5 separate regions of the Mus musculus genome follow, and regions 1, 2, 4 and 5 are each linked to region 3. The links are chromatin loops, found by intact Hi-C in ENCODE. Cell type or tissue: left cerebral cortex. All regions are shown on one strand.

Region 1 (5,000 bases), 210 kb before region 3:
TATTAAATATGGTTATGCAATGACTACAGTTTTATACTTTAATCTATTAAAAATGTCCTCCATCAATTTTCCAAAGAGGCTACTACTATCACCCTCACTTCCCAGACAGAAAAGTAAGAAACAGAGATGCCATTTATTTTGAGTAAGTAGGAAGTAGTAGGGCCTAGATGTGAACCTGGTTTCCCTCTGTTTTCAAGGCTCAGTTTGTACCTGAAAAAGAAGGGAAGGGGAGGATGGGAGGAAGAAAGGAAAGGTGAGGAGAAGGAAGAATATTGATATTTCATCTCCTAATTTAATTCTGCCCATGAAGGGCAGACATCTCTGCAGGGCTTTAAGTACGGGGAGAGGTTCTTTCAGCCCACCCTGCCTACGTTTAAAAGCCCGAAAGAACATGTTTTTCCTAATGTTCTTGGAGAATCCAGGGAGTGTGGGTGTACAGAAAAGAATGGCTTTCTTGCCCTGTATGCTTTCCCTGCAGCAGAGTGGGCAGAAGGAAAGAGACAAAATGGAGAGCCCAATTAGGACTGGAAACCTCAGAAGAGAAAGCTGCTACAGAAGCCGTGAAAACGGTGCTTGGTGTACAACAACTCTTTCCATAACACTGAACATGTCGACATGGATATTATCATGCAAATGCCTGTTAACAGACTCTTACCTCCTGGGGTAAAAATGAGTCACCTTAAAAAAAGGAAAAAAGAAAAGAAAAAAAAAAGAAAGAAAAGAAAAGGCAGTAAAGCCCTCCATGCAGATTTATATGACCTCTGGTAACCACTCCCGGGGAGCCGTTATATTCTATTGTGTGAAGCCAGCTTCAGAGAAAGTCTCCAAACTTAAGGATGGATGCAACTGCTCTTTGTGGCTCCCGAGGAGCTATTAGAGTCAGTGAGGTGGACAGAGCATGTCGTCTTCTCTTCTCAAGGAACCCTCTAGAGCCACATGGAGCTGTCTTATCTCCTGATACCTCTGATTGGGATGGGTTTTTTTCCCCCCTAAGTTAGCTTTCTAGCCAGAGGTGATGGCTGGCCCTGTGTAGGCTATGAGACATCATCCTAGCCATTACCTTATTTTCCCCTAAAAGGAAAACTGAGCTGAAAAGAAGCTTCCAGAAGGCTTGGGATGCCTGGACTTGGAGTTGCTAAAGTTAAGGTCTGCGGATTCTCAGTGCTGGAAGATACCCCCCAGAGTTGTATACGGCAGGCTACGAGACTTGTAGCCATCTCTACTGACTTTTCACTCATCTTTATCTGGTAGATTCATGTCCTCACTGTGAGTAACACAATATTTAGAGCTTGCTATTCAGCAGCAAGTGGCATTCATCTTTCCCCTTTGGGGGCGACAATGTGAGATGCTGGAAAACCTGGTTCTGTGGTTGCACTTGCCTTAAATCCCAGCACTCGGGAGTGGATTTCTGAGTTCAAGGCCAGCCTGGTCTTCATAGTGAGGTCCAGGACAGCCAGGGCTACACAGAGAAACCCTGTCTTGAAAAACCGAAGGAAAAGCTGGGTTCCCAGAAACATTATACAATGCTCAGTCTGGCAGTCACTTGTCTTTGCAGTCCACCTGCTTGTGAGACACAGATCACCTGTCAGGCTGGGTTAAGGACACTGGAAATCCAGATATCCTGGGGTCAAGAATATTTTTAAATATGGCCAACTCTAGTCATCCTTTTTAAACCAGTGTAGAAGTTATACCAAATAGGTTTGCTCCCTTAAACAGTGAGAGGAAGCCAAAATCAAGACTAAAACTCCCTTCTCAGTTTCTAACTATAGAATTTGAGATTCGCTGTTGATACCTTGAGTTCCACTTCTTTTTGGTTTATGCTCTGTGCAATAGCCCAGTCATTCACTCATTCACTCAATATATGTCTACTAAGACCTTACTACATGTCATTCCAGCACTTGCTATGTACTGTATAGAATACTCATACATCTCCAAAAGTAATATATGTGTCTGTTATGTTATACATAAAATACACAGGTATGTAAAGGTATATATATTTAGAATACCTAATACAGTCCTGGTGTTTAAGAGTTTACAGTGTACTAAAGGGAATTAAAAAGCACACAAAAACCCTGAAGCACTCTAGCTAAAACATCACTAGAGACCGTTTTTATTAAAGATGCAGTGCTTCACCAGATAAATTCTAAGGACTTTACAGAGACTCTCTCCTTAGACACTTGGGGTTTACAATCCAAGCCCAATGCCCCCTCAGGGGGCAGTTATTGATATGTTGTAGACTCAGATAAATAGAAACCTTTGGCAGTGATGTGAATGGCCATGAGATTTTGAGTCCTGTTCTAAGGTTTGGGGTGAGAAATGAAAGACAAAGGCATATTTTTCACTGGATTACACATAAAGGAAAATCCATGAGGTCGTTGAATGTCTGCCCTGCCAGAGATAGAGAAGCATTCTGTGTTCAATACTGAAAGCATTTGATGGAGAGACTGTATTGTCAGACAATGCTGCCTGGTAGCCCACTCGGGGCTTAGGGTGTGTGCTCTTTGTGGGGATGAGGTAGAGAGGCGGTTACAAAAAAGAGGTGTGCTGGCAAGTGACTTAGAAGCCATACCTCTTCTCTTCACATCTGTTATCTCTTCACCTGTTGTCCCTGGCTACTAGGGATGGAGCAAGATGGCAGAGGCGGTGCTGGGGTCCACGGGTTAGAGACACAGCCCCCTGTCTTTTCTTCTCTGAAAGGTACGAGCACTTCAGCATGTATGTGGCTCGGTTTGCTTTGGGGCACATACCATCTGAAGGCCCATTATTCCTCTCTCTCTATTTTGGTGCCTCTGTGTTAAAATCTGATGCTTTGGCAGAGGGAGAAGGCAAGCGTGTGCGTTTTCTAAGTCGGAATCATGCAGAGCTGAACATCGTTTCACCCAAATAAAACTTCTGCTTTCAGAATTTCAGTGGGCATGTTCCTTTTTATAGCTTAAAAAGTTTCTGGTCTGTATTAACAGTTTCTTTCACCAGCTTAGCCTCTTCCATTTTTTTGCCAGCTGTGGACTCGGCCAGTGTGACTTCTTTTGTGCCTGGCTTTAAACAGTCTAAGAAACAGACCGCATTCTGCCATCCATCCATGCAGAGAAATCACACTGACAGAATGGAAGCCCTGCGCAGGCATCAAAGCCAGGGCATGGCTTCATCATATATTTTTTAAGCCTGCTTTTTATTTTGTCTGCTAATAACAAAAAATACACTCAAAGAACTGAACTAGAAGTTAAATCAAGAAACCAACCAATGGGTAACTCAGACTTCTTGATGCCATTTCTTTATCTGTGGGCTACAATGGTATAGAATACCCATTTAAACATTTAAAGTAGGAATACATAGGCAATTGCAATAAAGATACTGCTGGCTAACCTTTATCAAGTAGGCATTATGTCTCAGGCTTTGTGCTAAGTATGATTTTTTTTTTCTTTCAAAAACCGTCTGGAAATGAAACAACTTCAAAAGTCCCATATTGCCCTGCTGGTATCTGAACAAGGGCTGGAGGATGGGCACTCTGACTGCACAATGCATGTGCTCAAGTACTTGTACACATTTTCCTTAGGGATGGGGGACCAAAGAACATTGCTGGGTTTGAAAATATACAAATGAGACCACACAGTAAGTTGGCTTATCAAAAATTCAAAGGGAACAGGGGCAACTCAAGCTATAATAGTCATCAAAGTTGCTATAATAGTCATCAAAAAACAAACAAACAAAAAACAGGACATTGACAGTGGCCAACCTAGCCAGGCAATGGTGGCACATGCCTTTAATCCCAGCACTTAGAAGATAGGGGCAGGCAGATCTCTGTGAGACAGCCTGATATAGAGAGTGGGCTTCAGGACAGACAAAGCTACACAGGGAAACTGTCTCAGAAAGAGAGAGAGAGAGAGAGAGAGAGAGAGAGAGAGAGAGAGAGAGAGAGAGAGAGAGAGAGAGAGAGAGAGAGAGAGAGAGAGAGGAGAGAGAGAGAAGAGAGAAGAGAGAGAAAGGGGAGAAGGAGGGAGGGAGGGAAGAAGGGAGGAAGAGAGGGAGAAGGGAAAGGGAGAGGGAGGGAGGAGGGAGGGAGGGGGGAAGGATGGAGGGAAAGAGAGACTACCCACCCTGGAGGAGGACTATTCCATGGATCAGGAAAAAGCAAGATTGCCTGGGATGTCCAGAGGAGAAAAGTTGGGGTCCACTCTTGAACCTGTTAGGAACTAGTGTCAGTTTTCCTGCTACAAGCCAAGGAAGACATGGATTGGCTTGGTAGACACACAGGAAGTTGGTATAAGCAAAGTAGACACTGACTTTTTCTGTACTCAGAGTCTGTTTTGAGTACTCATTCAGACAGAGCTGTGATGACCCCATTTTGATGTTGGCCACTGAGACCTTGGGCAGGGGTTAGGAAAAGAAGCGTAAGGGGTCAAATATTTGCAGTTTTTACTGTTGCCATCCTTTCTGAGATCTATTCAGCTTCTTTGCTTCATTAATATCATCATTCAACTATGACACCTTTATTAAATTGACCATACTCGCCATAGGATGCAGTGTTTGTGAGACATAGACTTCTTCCTCAAAATCCTAGGTCTCAGCGTTAGTTGTAAAAAGCACAGCAGTAGAGTTGAGGCCCATGTGGCCAACACGAACCATACAGACTGCAATTCTGACTTTCCAGGAGGAACAGAATTTGCTAGAACTCAAACTGCTTCACAAGCATCTAGGTAGGGCAACAGGATTACTTATGAAAGGGGAATGATGTCTGTCATTTCCAGGCTCCAAAGTTAGGAAGCACTGTTCTTCTGCCACAGTTGAATGGTCTAAGAGAAACAGTGCCTCTTAAAGATCATCAGGAGGACAGCACCCAGAACTGGGCCAATGTAGAAGCAGTCTCTGGTGGTGTAGGTTTTCGGTTACCAAAAGTAACATTGCCTTAAATAATAAATAACCTATAAAAAGGTTTGTAGAAGACTCATCCTATGATGAGACCTGCCACTGGTACAGTCCAAGGACCTAGATATCTCTCTTAT
Region 2 (5,000 bases), 440 kb before region 3:
AGCACCTCCTGTGTGGATTCTTCTGTGTCATATCCTAACTTTCCCAGAGTTCCAGCTAGCTCAGAATTCTCCTATTCAAATTATCAGCAACTGCAATGGAGTTAGTTATATCTGGAAAAAAAAATCTGTTGCAACTTGGTGTTTTCATTCATTCACAGAACTCCGCACAACATCATATTTTCTGCCATTAATGGACATACAATTAGAGGGGCAATTAATGGCTTAAGCCAAACTTACAAATTCTAAAGATGGAAAATTCGGGCACTGTGCCAGATAGAAAAAGGTATTTTTAGACAGAAGATATTTTAGACAGTGTCTCTGAAGTGGCTCCCTTCTTCCACTCTCTGGCTAGCCCTGACTGAGACAGACATGCCTTGGGGGATATCAGCTCTCTGTGGAGTATACGCCCCACCCCCTCTATCTGCCCTCAGTCTACCCAAAGCTAGATACTTTGCTGAACTTCCACAAATGATATACTGAGGCTGGGGCCTCTGGATGTAACCATCTGTCTTCATGTATTCCAAGGGAAATCCTTCCCCCTCCCCCGCCCATAATACTTGGCTCTATAGTTTGAATGAAGCAACTAATGTATCAGCTTAGGGTACCTTGCCTTGTCCTGGCATAATCACAAATCGGTAATTTTGAAGGGTATCAATTAGTTTATGGAAGATGCAGGAGTAGTTAGCTAATCAAACCTGGTTTTAATTTTCATCAATGGTCTGTATTACCAGCCACTTGGTTGCCCCCCTAAACTCACATGAAGTCTTATACCCCAAGTTAAAGTGGTAGGTCCTGTGGGAGTGGGTATTTCACGGACTGACAGAATGCCTCATCTATCGTCATGGTATTCCACACAGTATTGCTTCTGACCAAGGAACTCATTTCACAGCCAGAGAAGTACGACAGTGGGCTCACGATCATGGAATTCACTGGTCTTACCACATTCCCCATCATCCTGAAGCAGCTGGGCTGATAGAAAGATGGAATGGCCTTTTGAAGACGCAGTTACAGCGCCAATTAGGTGGTAACAGCTTGGAAGGCTGGGGCAGAGTTCTTCAGAAGGCAGTATATGCTTTGAATCAGCGCTCGATATATGGTACAGTTTCACCCATAGCCAGGATTCATGGGTCCAGGAATCAAGGGGTGGAAAACGGAATAGTTCCACTTACTATCACTCCTAGTGACCCTCTAGGAAAATTTTTGCTTCCTGTCCCCATAACTCTAGGTTCTGCTGGCTTAGAAGTTTTGGCTCCAGAGAGGGGAGTGCTCCTACCAGGAGCTACAACAAACATTTCATTGAACTGGAAGCTCAGACTTCCCCCTGGTCATTTTGGGCTTCTAATGCCCTTAAACCAACAGGCTAAAAAAGGAATAACAGTGTTAGGCACTTCAGGGAAGACTCTAAAGAGCTAGTGAGCTTCCTCTACCATGTAAGTAGTGCTAGAAGGTAATCTATGAGCCCGAAAGTGGGGGCCTTTCCAGACCCCAAAAGTGTGTTAGTACCTGAGTAGTGGACTTCTCAGTCTCTTGAACTGAAACAAATTTTAGTTACATAGAATCTGGTATATTATTATAGCCATTTGAGAGCCCCAGAGAAACTTTACATAAAAGGACTTTGTGCTAATTTCTGTTCCAATGCCTCAGTCCCTGGATTTCCAGAAAAGGGGCTTAATTTGTCAAGTTTTGCTTTTAAATAATCTAGGCAAGAACTTTAATTGGACTTATTCTGGCCACACGATTGGCTGTTCCTTGGGTTAATCACCATGGCGGGGCAGATACTATCTACTCTCCTTGGATTTAGCATCGTACCTTACCTAAGAGTGTGTTAAACAGAAGTGTGACCACCAAGGAACGTTGTGAGCCACAGCAAATAAAATAGGGTTCATGTTAGATACTAATATCTCAAACAATATTTGGGACATACTCCTATTAAAAAAAAACCATTTTGTTGTTTATCTGGAATTGACGTTTAACTGGACATCCTGTTTTTAATACAGCCACCCTGTCGCCTCGCAAGTCAGAGTGAGCAGCTCAGCCTCTGCCTGTATCAGACACAGCTCTCTTACAAGTCTGAAGCGCATACGGAGAACCCCGTCCATGCTAAGCGTCCCTCTAAGTTCCTTCTCCATGGAGCGCTGGGATGGCTCTCTGCCTAGAAGAGAATCCAGACCAAGCATTTACACTTTCCCCAAAGTGTCAAAACTGCCTGGCTGTCTGGTGTGCAAAGCATATGGACAGCTCTTTTTATCAACCACACTGAGTCCTGGGTGGGACCCACAGATTTATCAGAAAATGCAGCTAGGACCAAATTGTGATTCGACTGCTGCCAAGCTCCTTAGAGACATCTGATATCAAGAGAGTCGGCATGTGGCATGAAGCTGGTGAGCTGGTCCAGCCCCGTCTCCAAAGCTGGGTGCTAGCCCTGTCTCTTTAGAAAGCACACCTTTCTGAGCTCGGTTTCTCTCTGGTAAGAGCAGAAAGCATGGACCCTAAAGATCTCTGCAAGCTCCGTGCCGGCTGGCTTTGATGACTGCTGTAGATATTCATGAAATTTGCCCTGCCAGCAAAGCACGAGCCATTTCTCTCTCTTCCTTCTGGAAGGAAGTTTATTACACAAAGTAATAGGTGGATGTCCTCTTACTACCACATAAATCCACCACAGTACCTGTGTGCTGAACTTCTTAGACAGCAAGAACAAACAGTTGTTCCTGGAACATTCCACACAGAGCAAAACAATAAAACAAGAAACAAAAGGGAAACATCCAACCACACTTATGGAGAGATTTATTCCCTGCTAGAATATTTAACGAGACAGTAACCATACTGTGCCCCACTGTAATCCTACTATAGAGAAGTCACATGCATTTTGCTTAATTCCACCTACATCACCAGGAGTAACTCTTTCAGTACCAAATGTCCGAAAAGAACCCTCAGTTCACAGACAGTCCAGAACGCTCCAGAAAATGATTCTTGGATTTAGGATACCTCAGAGCTAGCCCAAAGTCAAGCTCAGTTCTTGGCAATATGCTGGAGTTGAACATCTTTTCCTCTGTGCTCTCTAAGGAGCTACAGTGCCCCCAAAACCCTTGTTGAATTTCAAATATTTTAGTCAAGCCAACAAACAAAAAAGCCAGGACAGGGACTGCTGGGCAGTTTGCATCGAGGCAGACAGCTATTTCCTGTGCTTGGACAGCTCTGTGTGTTTAGAACCAACTTCTGACTGAAGGGCTAGTGACTTCAGAGTTCCCTTCTGTGTCTTTCTACCATAGGCAGCTCTCATTGGGTAAGGCCAACTCTTCTCTCTGGGAAAAATGTGTTCAGGTAAGCGTGTGTGTGTGTGTGTGTGTGTGTGTACGTACAGCTCATTTCCTGGCAGGTGCAAATGTAACCAACTTGTCTACATAGAGGGATTATCATTATAATCACTGTTTTGATCTAATTAGTTTGTTCTTGCTGGGATGGTCCCATTCCTCTTATTTCACATAGAAATTGGAAAGGAAATTGACATTTGGCTGTGGGGGTGATTCGTTTTACTTGGTTCAACTTGTGTTTGCCACCATGTATCAGAAAGGAAGCAAACACAACTGATGGGTTCATTCCTGTAGAAATAGTCTCTCTCTCTCTCTCTCTCTCTCTCTCTCTCTCTCTCTCTCTCTCTCTCTCTCACTCACTTTCTTTCTTTCCTTCCTCTTCCTCCTCTTCTTTTGCCAAACAACCTTTTAAAAAATATTAAAGAGCTATTGACTGAAGTATCTACAAAGCCCATATGAGATAGTTACTACTATTGGGTCCATTTTACAAGAAGGAATGGAGCTACAAGGAGTTTAAGTAACCCACCTATGTTTACAGCTTATAAAGAGAGATATTGGGATGTGGCAGTGGGCCCTAGGGTCAGTGCTCATTCACGTATCTTGTGTTTGTTTGGAAATCAATAAATAAGTGAATTACTAATAGTGGCCAGAATGTGGTAATAAATCCACAACTTCTACCCACAGTTCTCAGACCCAGAATCCTCATAGGAATATCTTACATCCCGTTTCAGGATCTATCTTGGCCTCTGTAATGTTCTGCTCCACTCCCTCCCTGGTGCCTTTTGGCTTCATTCTGCAGAGTGGATGCTGTTGCCACTGCTCTCCTAAAGCACCCATTTTTAGGAGCTCATTTGTTGCTGATCCCCATGTTGATGGATGAGTGTTATGCGGACACTGCATTAGCAGCAGAGTCTACACCACTGAAAGGATCGGTGGCGCCAACCTCCTCAGGTCAAGTAAAGCGTCCTGTGACTATAACTGCCCCTGAGATACCAAAAGGCTTGCCTCAGGACACATCTTGACCAGAGCCAAGAAGTAGGTTCCTATACATGGTCACGAATCGAAAGTCAGTCAGAAAGCTCACTCAGAAGCCACTCCCCTCTTTTAAAAATACCCACATCTATTCCCAACACACATGAGCCCCGTCATATCCCTGTGAGGAGCACTATATACCCTCTGGGCTCAGATGAGAATTCCCCAAGCTGGGATATCGAATTCCAGTCTCACAGCTCACCAGACAACCAAGCTTTTATTGCTGACCACTGGTTCTTACTGTAGTGCATACGTTTAGTTTGAAGAACTTATGCGTGGTCTCTTCTTTAATGATTGCCTCTCTCTTTTAACACATCACTTCCTTAAAAAATTTAAGGGTGACACTTTTGCCCATCCTGGAGGACATCTGCTATGACCTCATATCAAAAAAAGGCAACTGGCTGCATCATCAGAGGGACACCTGCTCTTTGTACACAGGTAGGCAACAAAAGCCCGGGGGAGAACTCCTGGCTTCTAAGTATCCTTTCTTGCTGCTCAATCATGCCACCTCAATGTGATATTTGAAGGTCCGTCACAGGACTTTCGTTCCAATGGCCTGTTGGCAATCTGTTAATATTCATTGTCAACAGAGAACAATTACCTAACACTAAGGGAAAAAAATTAAAAATAAAAGGGATTTGACTCTCTGAATCAATT
Region 3 (5,000 bases):
ATATACCTTTTCAGCAAGATGAAAACTCTCAAAGATCACACAAATCCATCATAATCAATGTCAGGAAACTGGAGATAAACCCGACGTGTATTGCGTCCAAATAGCAATAGCAAAGAGAGAACACCACGTCTTCTAAACCACGTGCCTCGTCTTTAACCAACGGTGAAGGTTTTTCTTACAAAGGTATGAAATAAACATACCCATACCAAATCTGTCTTAATGAGTCCAAGACATCTCCAGCACACACAAGAAGTCGCAATAATTACAATAGCATCCACATTCACTCTTCTCAGTTCTAGTTCTCAACTTTACAACCAGTGACTGAGCTAATGCAAGGTGCACTGGCCTCCAGCTTTGGGGCCAGGCATGCACTCCTCTTGTCCTAGCAACATATCTTTAAAAGTGAGTTAATACGGTCGCAGCATTGATAGCTTCAGAAGGTTGCAGTGTAGCTGGAGAAGAGAGGTCATCTAGACAGATGTTTCAGAGAATCCTGGGGAAAACTTTACTGTCATGATTCTACTCTTTTCTTACTCTCATACCAAGTTTCAACTAGTCTGCAAACTGCCTGACATCTTTCCCGTGGGCACCCCAAATTTGTCTGGTCCTTCAAAGCCCATTACTGGCAGTAGCATCCCTCATTGCTTGGGGTCTATGTTTCCTACATGCTCCATCTGATGGTGCTGTCCCACAATATTTCATGTTTTCATCTTCTTTCCTATTTCCTATTTCTCCTATGCCCTCAATCCACACCAGCCTATTCTTGCCTGCTCTGCTGAGGGACAGAGGGAGGCTCATTTGGTGTATTCACCAGTGCTTTCCAGGTCCACCCTGTGGCTTCCACTTCTATAAAGATGTCAGTGATGGGCAGACGTTTCTCTTTGTTGGGTAAGCTTGGGAGCATTTTACTCGTAGTGCTTTTGATATAGGAAGTACTTTATAGACGGTATGAGGAAAGAAGAGAGGTGCAAACAACAGGTAAAACAATCCCAGAAAATACAATCATACAGCAAATGTAGGCTATACTTTTTTTTTTTTTAAGAAAGGAAGAAAACAAGCCAACCACTACACATCAAACAAAATATGTACGTAAATCAACGAAGAACAAAGCTGGGCTGTCCTTACCTCAGTGGACTTCTAGTGCTAATTGCAAAATAGATGTACTTGACACTCAGGCCTTTTAAATATAAACTCTTTCCTTCCCAGAAAAGAAAGAAAGAAAGAAAGAAAGAAAGAAAGAAAGAAAGAAAGAAAGAAAGAAAGAAAGAAAGGAAGGAAGGAAGAAATGGGGGTTGTTATATTAAAACAGCCTCTGGAGCATTTCACACCTCAGGAGTGAAAAGTGCAGAAGAAATACTTCAATGCATCAGGAAAATCCACCAGCACAGAGCCATGTCTGCCTAAGGTAACAGGATCCAAAAGCTATCCGACGTAGGTCGGACTCTGTTTCTGTGCGAAAGTGGTTTTGTGATGCCCAACAATCCCCTTCTGTGAGGGGAAAAAAAATACATGCCCCTTCTCCACTGAAATTGGTTAATTGATCATATCTAAAAACAAATATTCCCATAGACAGAGGTCATTGGTTGCTTGAAATTGCATCAGTTCCTGTCTGGGTACTAGAATCCTGGGTTCCCCTGGGATGTCTTTGTCATTTTATCAGAATGATTATCAGCAGAGTAGTTCCAGCGTGGATCCCCTCAGCTTCTAAGCGCTTGCTCCTGTTTGCTTTTGCGTTTCTATTTCCCCCATCAAGCCGTGTGGCTTTTGCTTTGTCAGTCTGGCACTTAATATCCAATGTTAATTACATTTCCCATTCTGAGGAAAATCCTATTGGGCTAATTTTTCAACATCATATAATGAAAGAACTTCACTGACAAACCATGTAGGTTTTCGATTTTTGTTTTTTGTTTTGTTTTTTTAACTGGTACATCTATTAAGAACTTAATATTCAGTGGGAAAACAGTCTCAGAGCAATGAAATTCTATTACTTTAGAGGTTGCATGCTTTTAATTTCTTAATATTTCATTACTTGTTGGCAACTGGTGCATATTTTTATAATGCGTTTGATCATTACTCTTCTCCGGGTACTCTATTTCAGCTCTTCCTCTGACATCATATTTGCATGTTAAAGGGTTTTTGCATTCAGGGATGGGATGTTCTGAATAGCAATGTGCAGCTAACTTGATTTAAAACAAAACAAAACAAAACAAAAACAAAAATGGAAAACAGCAAACAGACATCATATATAGGGCCCAAGGAGGACAAATTGTCATTTACAAATCTAAATCAAGTTTGAATAGCTTTCTATAGAAAGACATAAAAGGTAATGATACAATGTAATTCATTAATTAGCAAATTAGTTTGGAGAGAGGGCTCTGATTCTTTGCCTCTTGTAAGTCTAGTTTTTCTTCTCTTTCCTGTGGGGGGTGGAAATAATCTTTTCTTTGCTCTCCAGCAACATCTACTGGAAAAGTCAGAAAAATGCTATTTATATGAATCAGATAGTTTGAGTAGGGATACCACTGATTGCCATCTACCCTAAAGAGTGCCACCAGCCAGCCGAGATGCCACCGGGTTACAGGGCAACTCTCTGCATGCACTTTAGTCCTGTGTCCTTCTAGGAGAGAGACAGAGGCTCATGTGGTGGTAAGTGGACAAGGTATAATTTAAAACTTATGACTGCCTCACCTTGAGGAAGTCATTTTCATATACAGAGGAAGAAAATATATGTGATAAAGTTACGGTACCTGGGCATATTTTCTGAACCCGTACCACTCTTTTAAAGCATAATCCTTATCATTAGAAAAAAATTGCCGGGGGGAGCGGTGGAGGGAGAAGAAGAAAAAGAAAGAAAAAAAAAAAGCCGTCAATGTTTAGGTGTACCAAGAATCAGAAAAGAGTTCATTCAAGAAGGCAGCACAGAGAAAGAATTCTGAAGAAAGCCACTTTATGATTCTGTCAAGTTTCTTAAGTTGAAGAGGAGGAAAACTACCTGTGAGGCTATTTTTTAAATTTGCCAGTGTCTACCAACACATCTACCCAGCATCCCATGGCTGTATGGCTTTTCCTGGATCCCATCTCTCTCTCTCTCTCTTCAATCCACAGAAAATAATTCCGTTTGCCTGCACCTGTACCGGGACCTTCCCAGGAAACTCCTACCCGGGATAAACTCTGGATGTTGTCCAGACGTTGTCTGACCAGAGCCACTTTCCACTTGTTCCTCCTTGCCCAGTACCGAGCCTGTCCCCATGCCCTCTCAAGGCTGAATCCATGAGCTGCATGTACAAGATGCCATTAGGTGGGTCTGGCAACACAAGATACTCCAGATAGAGGTGTTAAACAGCCAGTCCAGTTTGGAAACTAAGCAAGAAAACATTCTATCACGACACAAATGTGTGAAATACTATCTTTCTGTGCTCACTGAACTCCACAGAGCCATAGAAGGGCAGTTTTTCCTAGGGCCAAGCCTAGAGGCACGGCCATCACCTTTCCATATTCCCTTCCCAGGAAGCATTCTCTTTAATCAAACAGCACACTTGTAAGGAACTTCCCCTATGCCCACCAAGGTAATTTAAAAACCAACTTAAATACGTCGGGTAACGCTTGTCAAAAACCTGGATAGGACTCAGATTTCTGGTCACGCTTAATTTCAAAAGTTGGCTTATTTGTATTATATTTCTCCATTCTCAAATATCAGTTCATTCATGCCGGTCACAATTTCATTTTTTTTTTTTTTTTAACAGCAGAGGCAATGAAAACAAAATCCACCAAAAGTGAGATTAACAGCAAATAGCCCAAACTTTAAAAACAACATCTGCGGCCACAAACACCCTGTGCTGAGAGATGATTCAAGGATAGAGCATAGTCTCTGTTTGTTCACCGTGAAAATAGATACGAGCCCTTTAAAGCGTCATCCCCGAGCTTGTCAAAGGAGAAATGCCACCAGATACAATCCAGAGTTCCCATTCATAGCGCACAAAAGGAATGTCCACCTAAAGCTACCTCTAGAAGAGCACTACAGGTATCCTAGATTTGGGGGCTTAAATCAAAGTTCCCACTTGAGTCTCTAATTAGCCCCCTCTGCCATTAAGGGGGTCTCGAATCCAGAAAGCTTTATCCAACAGCACTTCCAGAGTTAACTCCCCCTCCAAACTGTCATAACTCGGTTCTCCTAATTATTTACTGGATGCCTCTCTAAGGCGTGCCCTCACCTGATGTTTTAAGTTCATATTTCATTTGGGACAACACTTAGTCTCCATTTAGAAACCGTCAACCTGCCTCAGGTTCAGGAGATTCGAGATGCGCCTCACCCACAAGAGCCAAGCCAAACACACCCAAGCAGCCAGACTTAAATAAACTCTGCCCTTTGCCGATACCTCCGGTGAGAAATTATTATAACGCATCAGAAGTTCAGAAAGAGGAAAAAATTTCAAATACCATCTGTCTTCCCAGGGCTTAAGTCCTGGAGTTCAAAAACAGTATCAATTGAATTATGTTTCCCCCTTCCCTTAGCTGTTTAGAATTTAACGTAATGCAAAGTGCTATTCTGATCAAAATCATATTTCTCATCTCTCCCCTTAAATAAAAGGGAGGAAAAAAATCATTCCATATAAATGCATTTACTATACAAATCTATTTTCAATTGAATTTGCTGCATGCTCTAATTCATCAAAATTAATACAGGTACTTTCTATGTTAAACAAAAGGAAGCCGACTGAAAAATCGGCTTCTGCTGCAGATGCCTTTCTCAATTATAAAACCGGTGAAAACAGAAATTTAACTAAGCCACTCGGTCAAACCCTCCGATCGGCTCGGCGCTCTTACCTGCCTCAGCTGAAGGCTTCCTTCCCTTGTTAGCAGTGTGCAGCATCGCTAGCTCGCTCCAATCCTCACCACGGGCTCAAATTACACCACCGCTAAGTCCACCCCCTCGCCTTTCCCCTTCTCTGCCTTCTTTCCTTTCTATTTATTTTTTTCTTTTTTCTTTCCTTTCCTTTCTT
Region 4 (5,000 bases), 630 kb before region 3:
TGGGCTTCAGGTGTCTTGCACAGTGCTCAGCAGCAGAGATCGACCAGGCAAGGACTGTGTTGAGTGTATTCTCTGGAACGGGAGCAGGACTTGAAGTCTGGTCCTGCGTAGTTCCAGGACTTCTGTTCTGGGCAGGCTGCTGCTGGCCACTCGTCTGAGAGGAGGAAATAGAGTTTCCACTCTGGGGGAAGTGGAGGGGAGGGCACGGGAAAGCATCTCCCAGGCTGTGTGGGGAAAGCATGCTCCCTAGCTTGCAGACTGACTTTCGGAGGAGGGGGGGAGGGGGTGCAGCTGCTTGTTTCCCCCACAACAGATATGCAGATTCAGCTCTCTCTATAGGAACCTCTGGACTATCCCTTTGGACTGAGAGCAGTGATAACCAGCAATGAGGTCTCTGTTTTACCTCAACAGACTTGGCAGGACCTTGGTGGCAGCCATTCACCAAACATGGAGAAAGTACTGGGGATTTGGACTGCAGTGAAATGGACAGCATTTTATGCCTCATAAATAGATAAAAAGACAAAGATTAAACCAAGGCTGCTCTTCTCTACTCTGGAAACATGGAGGCACGGGAGGATCCCCCAAAGCTCAATTCTTACATCTCCATTGTGGTTGGCTCTCCAAAAGCCACCTTCTAAGACAGAGGAATGTAACTGTTTCCAGAGTGAACCATTCCTGTTTGGAAGACCACAGAGCCTGCTCTTTCTATAACATAACTGCTGAACTCCATCCCACGGGAAGCCAGCATTTAGACTGTGTGATACCTGCTGGTTTTCCACTGGCTGGATATGGAGGAGTTGGCCACAACCACAGGGCACACATCATAGCGCCTCTCTTCTGGAGGGCCTGGCTTTAGGGACGTTCTATGTTTTATGCCTCTGGACCTCAGGATATGGGGACCGACAGAAGTGGGAACTGTGAGCAAGTACCAAGCACAGAGAGGACTAAAGTGCGAAGCGCACCCCTCAATTCTGCTGCTGACATATATCCCCGTCTAACACCCGCATCCTTCTTTAGGCAGGAGGGGCCGGAGACAGAGATGAGCTTTATTGCTTCTTTCCAGTCTTGTTAGCATCTCGTTTTTGTTGAGCTTCTGAATACCAAGGTTTGCTGATTTCTAAAGTTATCTAAAGCTAACAATGGACACCCACAACTCCTGTGCAGCTGATGCTACCGCCTGACAGATGTGAACGCAGGCGCTCAGGGAGGTTGAGAAACTTGTCCAATGCCAACGGGAAGCACATCTCAGAGCGGGCATCCACACCACTGCCTCCCTGATGCCGAGGCTGGGAGCTTCCTGGCAAGCGAGGCTTTGTCCTGCAGAAGGCTGTGCAGTTTGACATTCCCTCTAAGGTGGACTGTGGCCATCATACTCTATCTGGACTCAGTAGTCTGCAACTGGGGAAATTTTAATTCCAAGGCTGGGACTTCCTGGAACATTCTGGAACTGAGGGGAACATCTCACTGAAGCACATCCCATAGTTTTCTTCATTTCTGTTAATCTCCTTCTCTAGACTTCTGCAATCACTGTGTATGTTCACCTGGACCTTACACCCCTGACAGGAAGTGCAGCTTGTGTCTGAGTTTTTCCTTGGGAACCTAAGGAAAACTTGTATGTGTGAATCTCTCCACAACGGAAAATTTAGATGCTTGGATCTACTCACATTCTCAAGCCTATCAAATTAAAAGAGAAAACGTGAATCAGTTTCACTGTAACTCTTGATTAAACACTTCAAAAAAAAAAAAAAAAGAATCAAGTGTATATTTTCATTCGGCTGGGGACCTTTGGCAGCAAGCTGCCTCCAATCAAAGAGCTCATTTCTGTGGGATCCCTACACCCGAATTTCAGAACTGGACTCCAACCTAGGCCTAATTCAGGAGGGCCTCTGCTCTTCACTCAAGAGATTTAGCAGCTACAATGTATGTGTCTAAGGTCATTTGATATAACCGTTGCCAGAAGGAAGCGTCCGGGAGGTTTGTGGATTAAAGCCTTAACCCGACTGTGCTGAGAACTAAAGGTGATATACAGATGGTCCCCACAGAGGAAAAGAGCACTGGCTAGTGAAGGACGACCAAGTACCAGCACCTTGAAGGATGTGAAGCTGCTCAGAAGTCCCCATAAGCCCCAAGAAGGAAGACAGGACCAGGCAAACAATTCTGCAATGCAGTAAAACCGCCAGCAGGTGGCGACAGCTTCCTTTGCATTCTCCCAAACACACTGGCGTACAAACAGGAAGCGAACATTGTTGATTTAAGCGCGATCAACAATGAAGTCTTCTTTTTTCTTGTCCCACCCACCTCCATCTCTCTGTGGTATCCCCTCCCTAACTTACTAAATTCTCAGCTGGCAGCCACACGGAAAGCAAGCCAGGACTTGCTAATGTCTAACGTTCGCTCACTGCTGTGGAGAGCCCAGAGGCTGGCAGATTCCATTCAGTCTCCAGCAGGTCATTGGGGACTCAGGCTTAGTAGCTTCCTCCAACCAGCAGCTCTTAGGTTAATACCCGCAGCAGCAGGTTTGCTTGACCAAAGCCGCTTCAGGAGCTGGGGAAAACAGCTTTTTGGCAAAGCAAACGGTAGAACTATTAAGTATGAGATAATTGTTAGGGGAAATATGGCCAGCCCTCACATCTTTTAATATACCTAGCACTTTATCTGTATTGATCTGCTTCTGCTAAAGAGGAAATTCAGAGTTTATCTACCTGTCTGTGCAATCAAGTGTGTTGCTGGACCTATTGTTAAATCACAGAAGCCCCGCTGGGACCCTCCCTCTTCGTTTCTAATTTCCGCACCCATGGCAAACATGAATAATCAGTGGGGTTAATCAGCACTTTATCTCCCAGGTGCTGTGCGTGTCCAATATCCTGAAGTTTGAACGGCAAGCAGACAACAGGAATTCCCAATGCTGGCAGGGAGGATGCTCAATATCAGAGGCCCGACAGAGCAAATCATTTAGGAGTCGGGAGAAGGGACATGAATATCCTGCAGCTATAAGAAGTCATTAGAGTTAGCAAGACGTGACTAGGCAGTTTTAAAGACGATGCGAGTGGTTCATCTGGATGCCAGCTAGAGGAGGGGAGAGCTCTATAGAGATTGGTCAAAAGCCTACTTACTCATAAAAAGTTGTCCATCCAGTTTCATCACTCTTGGTGGCTAGGAGTCCAGTGTTCCCATCATAAGTCATGAGGCCCAGCTCCAGGTTCTGAGTGGACACGGCTTTGAGGCCTCCATTGGTGCCCACGGTAAGGGTGATAATCTGATTATCAGGCATGAGCAGGTGGCGGGGCATGCCACTGCTGTCCCGGCGGATCTTTAGGGAATTCCCGTTGTTGTCAATCAACTCGGTGACGTCATTGTCAGCGCTGTATGTGAAATTGTACAAGTACTCCCCAGTCACCAGACTCACAGTGTACTGATGGATACCATCAGCGTTGAACACGTACAATTCCTGTTCTCCCGGAGATGCAGCCTCATACTGGTTGAATGCGTTAAGAACGGGTTTATTTTTGCTGACCGCCCTGATCCGGATATTCCCAAGGTCTGCAATGTAGATGGTGCCATCTGGAGCCACGGCTAAGGAGGACGGCGAGTTTAGGATGGCGTCCGTGGCGTAAGCGTCATCTCCCGAGTAGCAGATGCAGTTGACATCGTTTTTGCAGTCACAGTCTGAGGCCGCCCCGGCTAAGAGGCAGATCTCTCCATTGGTGGTGACTTGGCGTAGGCGGTTGATCTTCTTCTCGTCCGTCTCAGTGATGTAGAGCACCCCAGTGTGAGAAATAGCAATGGCGCTGGCTGATTCCAGCGCAGAATGGATGGCGAGTTTGCTGAGCGAGTAGTCGATGCCGGGAACCTGGCAGTGCATAGGCCGTCCCGCGATGATGCTGACCTGGTGGTTCTCCGTGATCCGCAGGATGACGTTGTTCTCCAGAACGTACAGGGAGTTGTCCATGGGGTTGACGGCGAGGTCTGTCGGCCATTCTAGACGGACCTGCACACGACAGATGGCATTTCAAGAACAGCCTCGAACATGTTAATTTTATTCGTCTAGGAGAAAATGACTTAGCTTTTAAAAATATTCATTTTATTTCCCGTGTGTGAATGCTTTCCCTGTTTGCATGTGGGAACCTCGTGCATGCCTGGTCAGAAAGGGTAAGGCCGTTGGATCCCTTGGAACTGGAGTTATAGATAGTTGTAACCCACCACATGGATGGTGGGACTTGAACCCAAGTCTTCCTCAAGGCCCAGCTTGAGGCATCTCTCCAGCACCAACTTAGCCTTTAAGTAGCAAGCTGTACTAGGAGGGCTCATCACTGAACCATTTGCCTGAGCTGGCTGTTTATGATAGAGAGGAGGGGAGCATGTGACAGACTCTGCCTTCAGTTTCATCTGTCTTGACTCGATCCTGGCAGCTCCATCCACACCAGTGTTTCTCAGCTCCAGATGACTAACCAGGGCTACAGCCATCCAATGCGGTTGTACAGGTAGATAAATGCATAAGGGACCAAGGCAATTCAGCCCAGCGTCAGCTCTGCGAGCCATGGGTCAGGGAAGGCTGTGTTCATTTAGAGATGACACATTTGTCTAAGTTGGGAAAAAGCAACCATGTGGCTTGGAAGGTGGCCCTAGCCCAAGAACAGACAAAGAACAGGCTGGCTAACAAACTACAACTTGAGTGTTTGAGAGAAAAAAAAGAGAAACGAACAAAGCCAAGTCAAGTACATCCTTCTTCTGTGGAATTTGAAATAATTAAAAAAAAAATCTCAGTAGCAAGTTGTCAGTTTGTTGGGAAATTTGAGTTAAAATTTATGAGTTTGACCAAGAGTTGAAAAGACTCTCACAGGCCTGGGCCCGGTGGGCATACATGCTAGCCTCTTTGAACGAATGTTGCACATTTGAGGAGCCCGTGGTCTCTGCCACCCTAAGAGACCTGACAAAGCACACACATCGGGATGATTGAGGAGGGCCTTGCTCTAGTAACTACTGCACAAGGTGGAGGTTTA
Region 5 (5,000 bases), 220 kb before region 3:
AGCTCAATTCGTCTATCTATGAAGATCACACATTCTAAGCAACAAGAGGGTTTCTGTGACTATGGGCTGGATGAATTTGATGATGATGATGATGATGATGGGTGAGATGCATTCTTACACTGAAGGTCAGGCTGGTCTAGAATTCATTATGCAACCCAAGCTAGCCTCAAACATATGACAGTCTTCTTGCCTTAGTCTCTGAATGATGAGACTACAAGTGCTGATCTACATGAATTTGCTCACATCCTTACCTTTGATTTCATCGAATTTTCTTAGTAGCACCAAGGGAAAGGCATTTTAAAAACTCATGGATGAGAGGTGCAAAGGTTGAGAAAAGGCAAAAGAAATATACTGACTATGGGGGCGTGACTGGTCTTGATCTACACACCTCACCAAAGGTCTTTATGGTGGCCCATATTTACTGGTATGACTTGAATATCTGTGTGTCATTTAGAATGTATGCTGCCACGTAGTCCCCAGAGTGACAGGATGATGAGGTGGGGTGTTAAGATGTCAGTAGGTCAGGAGGGCTTCCAAATCTCATGAACAGATTAGCGATCCTATAGGAGAGGCTTGTAGAAGCCACCCTCTCACTGTGGGATGAGCAAAGCATGTGTATCTATATATACTATCATCTATCTATCTATCTATCTATCTATCTATCTATCTATCTATCTATCTATCTGTATGTATGGAACACACTCCCTCCAGATCCCATGCCTGCAGCTTTCATGCTCACAGGTGATTTCCCAGCCTCAAGAACTATGGCAAAATACATTTCTTTTCTTAGCATACCTCAAGTGTGTGTTGTGTGTTGGCAGCACAAGTGAACTTAGACATCATGACCCTTGCCTCTCCCTCTTCTTTCCTCTCTTCTACTCTCCACCCATTAGTCCTACCCAGATCTCTATGTGAAGCCAACGTACCCAACCACCATATCCCTGTCAGCACATAAATACATTTCTCAAATTATGGTCACTCTCTAGGATATATATCTTTAGTTCCTCCCACAGCTGCTTCTAGCCTGTGTTTCTTTACCCTGGTCTCCTTGGGTGTCTAATTCTCTGTCACTCCACACTCAATCCTAACACAACACCTTCTTTGCCTCTAGGGTCTTTGTGTTTGTTCCTTGTCTCTAACCTGTAGTTTGTGTTCATAGCTATATTAATGCCACTCATCTTGTTTATTGTGTCCACATAAGTTGAGAAAGCTGACATTTTCCACTGGCAGTTATTTCCACAACGGAATGAAACAGGTAACATTTATCTCTGTGTTTACAAGGTCTAACACCTTGACAGGCACATCCCAGGCACTAAGCCCAGGAATTGAATAAGCACTGCTCTTTATAACTAACCATCAAGAAATAAAATGATAATGGAACACTTTGACCTCAGATTCAGAGAATATGTTTTCCCCAAATGTTGGGTTTTCAAAGCACAAAGAAAAAGTTGGAACTATACTGGGTTGATCAAAGGGCTTTATGTGGAAACTGATCATTTAGAAATAGGGCATTGGTCTTTCAAGGCAGTGGTTCTGTAACACAGAAGTAAGGCCCCAGAACAATGAGAGACCGAATTTAAAAAGAAATAAACACAAATTAAACAATACAACAAAGAACTTCAGAAATCAACCCTTTCATCTACTGGAACTAATTTACGTCGTCTTTAAAATTTTTATTTGATTTCTAAAAGAGTTTATTCACAGAGGATCAAGGAAGGCTATGGCATGAATGAAGGTGATTGGGATAGAAAGAGGGTAGGTGTGTGTAATTTCCCAGTCACTGCAGCCTCATGGAAAACACACATCATGATAGCAGCTCTTGGCCAAACCCAGAGGCAGCTAGTGCTCCAGATTGGGTGTCCATAAGAACGGAAATACAATGGAAATCAAGAATAGATTATATGTGCTGCAAGACTTGCAAAGTAACATGCGGCCTAATGAGCATATTATAACTGTAGGCTCTGCTTGTTAGCTGTTGAAAATATTTTCACAAGGCCCTGGGTATGGCAGGGTAATGCTAGTTATAAAATACCAGTGCTGAAAGGGAACTGTGTAAGCCAGGCTCAAGCAAGCCACCTGGATAGTGGTGGTGATTAGAAATGAATCACGGCTCACCCGGACTTGGGTGTTCCATGACACACACTTGGTTTTCTCAGAATCCAGGAGGAGAGCAGCCCTGTGAGGCTGGGAGGAGAGAAGCGTTGTCACAGAGTTACCAGAAGGATTCCTGTGATCCTCTGATCCATGGGACAAAACCCAACTGAAGAGCTGCTTCTAACAGCAGCCAGGATTATTCTTTGTATTGTGCCTACAGCTCTCTGGAAGGGGAGGATTTTATCTCATTCCACCTTGGTAAAGACACTCTGATATACTATGGTAATAAGAGGGACCTCAGTAGATTGTCTCATCAAACACATTATTCCCATGGAAATAAAACACCTCTGCAATTTTCTAGATAAGTTTCCTGAGGTCAAGAGAGGCTAAAAGTATTGGCATATCACTTACTTGCTTGGTGACCATGGGGCTACATGAATTGCAAAGATACTTTAGATACTTATTTTAAAATCAGTAGAATCATTATGTACCCTATATTAGTATGGGCTCTTTGCATTGGGCTGATTTATAGCTACAGGGCTCATTCGCATGTATTTTGCTCTTTCTGATTGAAATACAATCCTGGAATCAATCCATGTTGGCGATTTTCAGCCCGGAGAATTCATCTCTGATCTGAGATGGTTATGAAAACAGATATTATACATTCTACCCAAGATCTACTAAAACAGAACCTCTGGGGTTGGGGCCCAGGCATTTGAATTTTGACAAAGAAAAACAAAGACAAAATCTTCCACAATCTGACCTCCTGGTACTGTAGAAGGTACTACATAGGTACTTGAACTAGATAGGCAAAGCCACCCTAAAGCATTTACCTTTTGTTCCTACTTTGTAGGGTCTGTGGCAAGGGCCTGCTCCAGTTTCTATGACTCTAAAAATCATAGATTTTGGGGGGACACTTTCCAGAGAGCAGCATACTCAGCTAGCAGATCTGTAGTGAGACTTGAAGCAGGGCTTCTCCATTAGAACTCAGCCCACAAGCCATTCCTTTCTCCATGCTCTTGATTTGAGTTTTTTCAGATATTTTTGTTTACTTGCTTGTTCCATGAAGCAAACTTAGCCCCCCTCCTCCCACAATTAGATGCAATGATTTAAAAATAAAGCAGTATGTCATGAGAAAAAAATAGAAAACATCATCTGGCAGAGATGGGAAGGTAAGAACCTCTCAGGGAAGGAAATAGAATGGCAAGAGCAGCCAAGGAAAGGATCTTCTCCTTGATGGAGTGTGACTAGAAAGAGGCTTGGAAGGGGAGCGTTTTCTTCATCTTATAAGTTGGAGTTGTTTAAGGGCTGTACACCTTTAAGGAACAGCCCCAAGGAGGACTTTTCATACTTACCCTGCTTGGAGGAGGCAGTTATGCGTGTCCCAGAATGTGGATCACAAGTCCTGCATGGATGCTTGGAGGGCAGGTGAAAAGGGCCAAGAGTGGGGATGCCGGAAGGGACTGGTCTATGTAGTCCCCTTGCATTCAATGGTTCTGTCTCAGGCCACCTGGGCACTGGCTACTCCTAACATAGCCCAAACTTCCTTATTAGGTGTTCATGGATGGCTTGCAAAGCCAATTGGGAAGGAGAGCAAAACGTTCTTTTATTCCAGGTTTGAAGCTCATCAAGAGTAGGGTTCAGAATACTAAGTCCTTTTCTGACTGTAAAGATAAAAAGATAAAATCGCTCCCTCAACCACAGTGGAGTTTACTGTGTCTTTGACAAGCAGCATAATTAAGATCTAGCATAAACACAGAGCCTCGGAGGACAGTAAAAGCTGACTAAATGGGAATTTGTTCTCTTTGGCTTTTCTTTTTCCTTTATTTAGTTTCTCGGTGGAAGTTTCGCTTTGAAGCAAGGCCGGCCCTAGGCAAAAATGCAGAGTCTGCGAAGTGCTGGCACATCTTCTGCCTGCTGCTGTCCTGTGACTACTTCCAGCCCTAGTCAATCAGCGCCACCCACAGAAAAGTGTCCCTCTCATCTCTCATCCCTGCTTGGCCTACACGGACCGTCTAGTCTCATTTCCTGATAGGAAGTACATAGTACGGTGTAGGCTTTCCCTACCAATCAGAGTGAAGCCCAACACCACGTGATGGGTGGGTACTGAGTGTGGTGTAGGTGACTGACTCTGGGTTTCTTTGTTTCAGAAGGGTTCTTTCACAGGCATGACCCATTTAGAGTCTTTAGACTCTAGACAGCTGATTAGGATTACACTTGAGAGCAGAATGCCTTGGCTTCAAGTGCTGATGTTGAACGTGACATCTATGTGGCTGGGATGTCACGACTCTGGCTAGGACTCTGGAGTCAGCTGGCCTAAGTCCCAACTCTTCCATTCCGTAGCTGAATAAATTTGAATAACTTTGCGCATCAATTTGTTGTTGTTGTTGTTGTTAGTTTTATGAGACAGGGTTTCTCTGTGTAGCCTTAGCTGTCCTGGAACTCTCTCTGTAGACCAGGGTATCTTTGAACTCAGAGTTCCTCTGTCTCCTGAGTGCTGGGATTAAAGGCCAGTGCTACCCACATCTTTCTTCAGCAAAATGGACTATTGAGAAGAGTTAAGGAAGGCATTTTGCATAGTCTCTGAAATTTAATTACTATTCACTAAAATGCATTGTCTAAATGAAAGAACTCCTGTCTGAAATGATTGGTATCAGAAATGTTTTACATTTTTACCCCTTCCACATGCTCCCCCCACAAATACACATTTTGGAATATTTTCAAAGATATAATGTCATAACTTAGAGGTAGAACCCAAGTCTAGACACCAAATACATTTCTCTCATATATACCTACTGCAATACTCCCAGAATAATTTTATATAGCTCGATTACTTTGTGTACAGAACACAAAATTGCCAGCTTTCTCTCATTTGTACAATTACACTGACACTTCAATATTTTTAG

The links. A loop is a pair of places that touch in the nucleus more often than their neighbours do. Peaks named below come from ENCODE experiments on the same cell type or tissue, not always from the same donor. Only the 100,000 strongest peaks of a DNase experiment are listed, where the experiment ranks them.
Region 1: it touches region 3 in a loop (2.5-fold over the local background); 2 of 42 quality-filtered maps call a loop at or near these places.
Region 2: a loop joins it to region 3, with 5 times the contacts of the local background. A loop is called at or near these places in 2 of 42 quality-filtered maps.
Region 4: it touches region 3 in a loop (5-fold over the local background); 4 of 42 quality-filtered maps call a loop at or near these places.
Region 5: it touches region 3 in a loop (2.5-fold over the local background); 2 of 42 quality-filtered maps call a loop at or near these places.

What each region holds. Positions count from the first base shown.
Region 1 is chr11:36,458,185-36,463,184 of GRCm38, forward strand. The region is part of intron 2 of Tenm2 (teneurin transmembrane protein 2); the gene reads right to left. Among named protein-coding and RNA genes, the nearest start is that of Gm33585, 100 kb to the left of the region's middle. In left cerebral cortex, no CTCF peak of the experiment used is centred here; DNase peaks (open chromatin) are centred at 448 and 2,921; H3K27ac peaks cover 731 bases.
Region 2 is chr11:36,236,895-36,241,894 of GRCm38, forward strand. The region is part of intron 5 of Tenm2 (teneurin transmembrane protein 2); the gene reads right to left. Among named protein-coding and RNA genes, the nearest start is that of Gm46251, 75 kb to the left of the region's middle. In left cerebral cortex, no CTCF peak of the experiment used is centred here; a DNase peak (open chromatin) is centred at 2,231.
Region 3 is chr11:36,672,645-36,677,644 of GRCm38, forward strand. All of the region lies in intron 2 of Tenm2 (teneurin transmembrane protein 2), which reads right to left. Among named protein-coding and RNA genes, the nearest start is that of Gm51889, 22 kb to the right of the region's middle. In left cerebral cortex, a CTCF peak has its summit at 2,462; DNase peaks (open chromatin) are centred at 2,479, 3,291, 3,978, 4,111 and 2 more places; H3K4me3 peaks cover 2,451 bases; H3K27ac peaks cover 2,461 bases.
Region 4 is chr11:36,043,654-36,048,653 of GRCm38, forward strand. Tenm2 (teneurin transmembrane protein 2) reads right to left here. Exons shown (of 29, transcript NM_011856.4): 23 at 3,114-3,988. Among named protein-coding and RNA genes, the nearest start is that of Gm42072, 48 kb to the left of the region's middle. In left cerebral cortex, a CTCF peak has its summit at 2,184 (motif pointing right); DNase peaks (open chromatin) are centred at 2,215, 3,406, 3,633 and 4,468; H3K4me3 peaks cover 361 bases; H3K27ac peaks cover 343 bases.
Region 5 is chr11:36,448,544-36,453,543 of GRCm38, forward strand. The region is part of intron 2 of Tenm2 (teneurin transmembrane protein 2); the gene reads right to left. Among named protein-coding and RNA genes, the nearest start is that of Gm33585, 93 kb to the left of the region's middle. In left cerebral cortex, no CTCF peak of the experiment used is centred here; DNase peaks (open chromatin) are centred at 2,122, 4,011 and 4,328.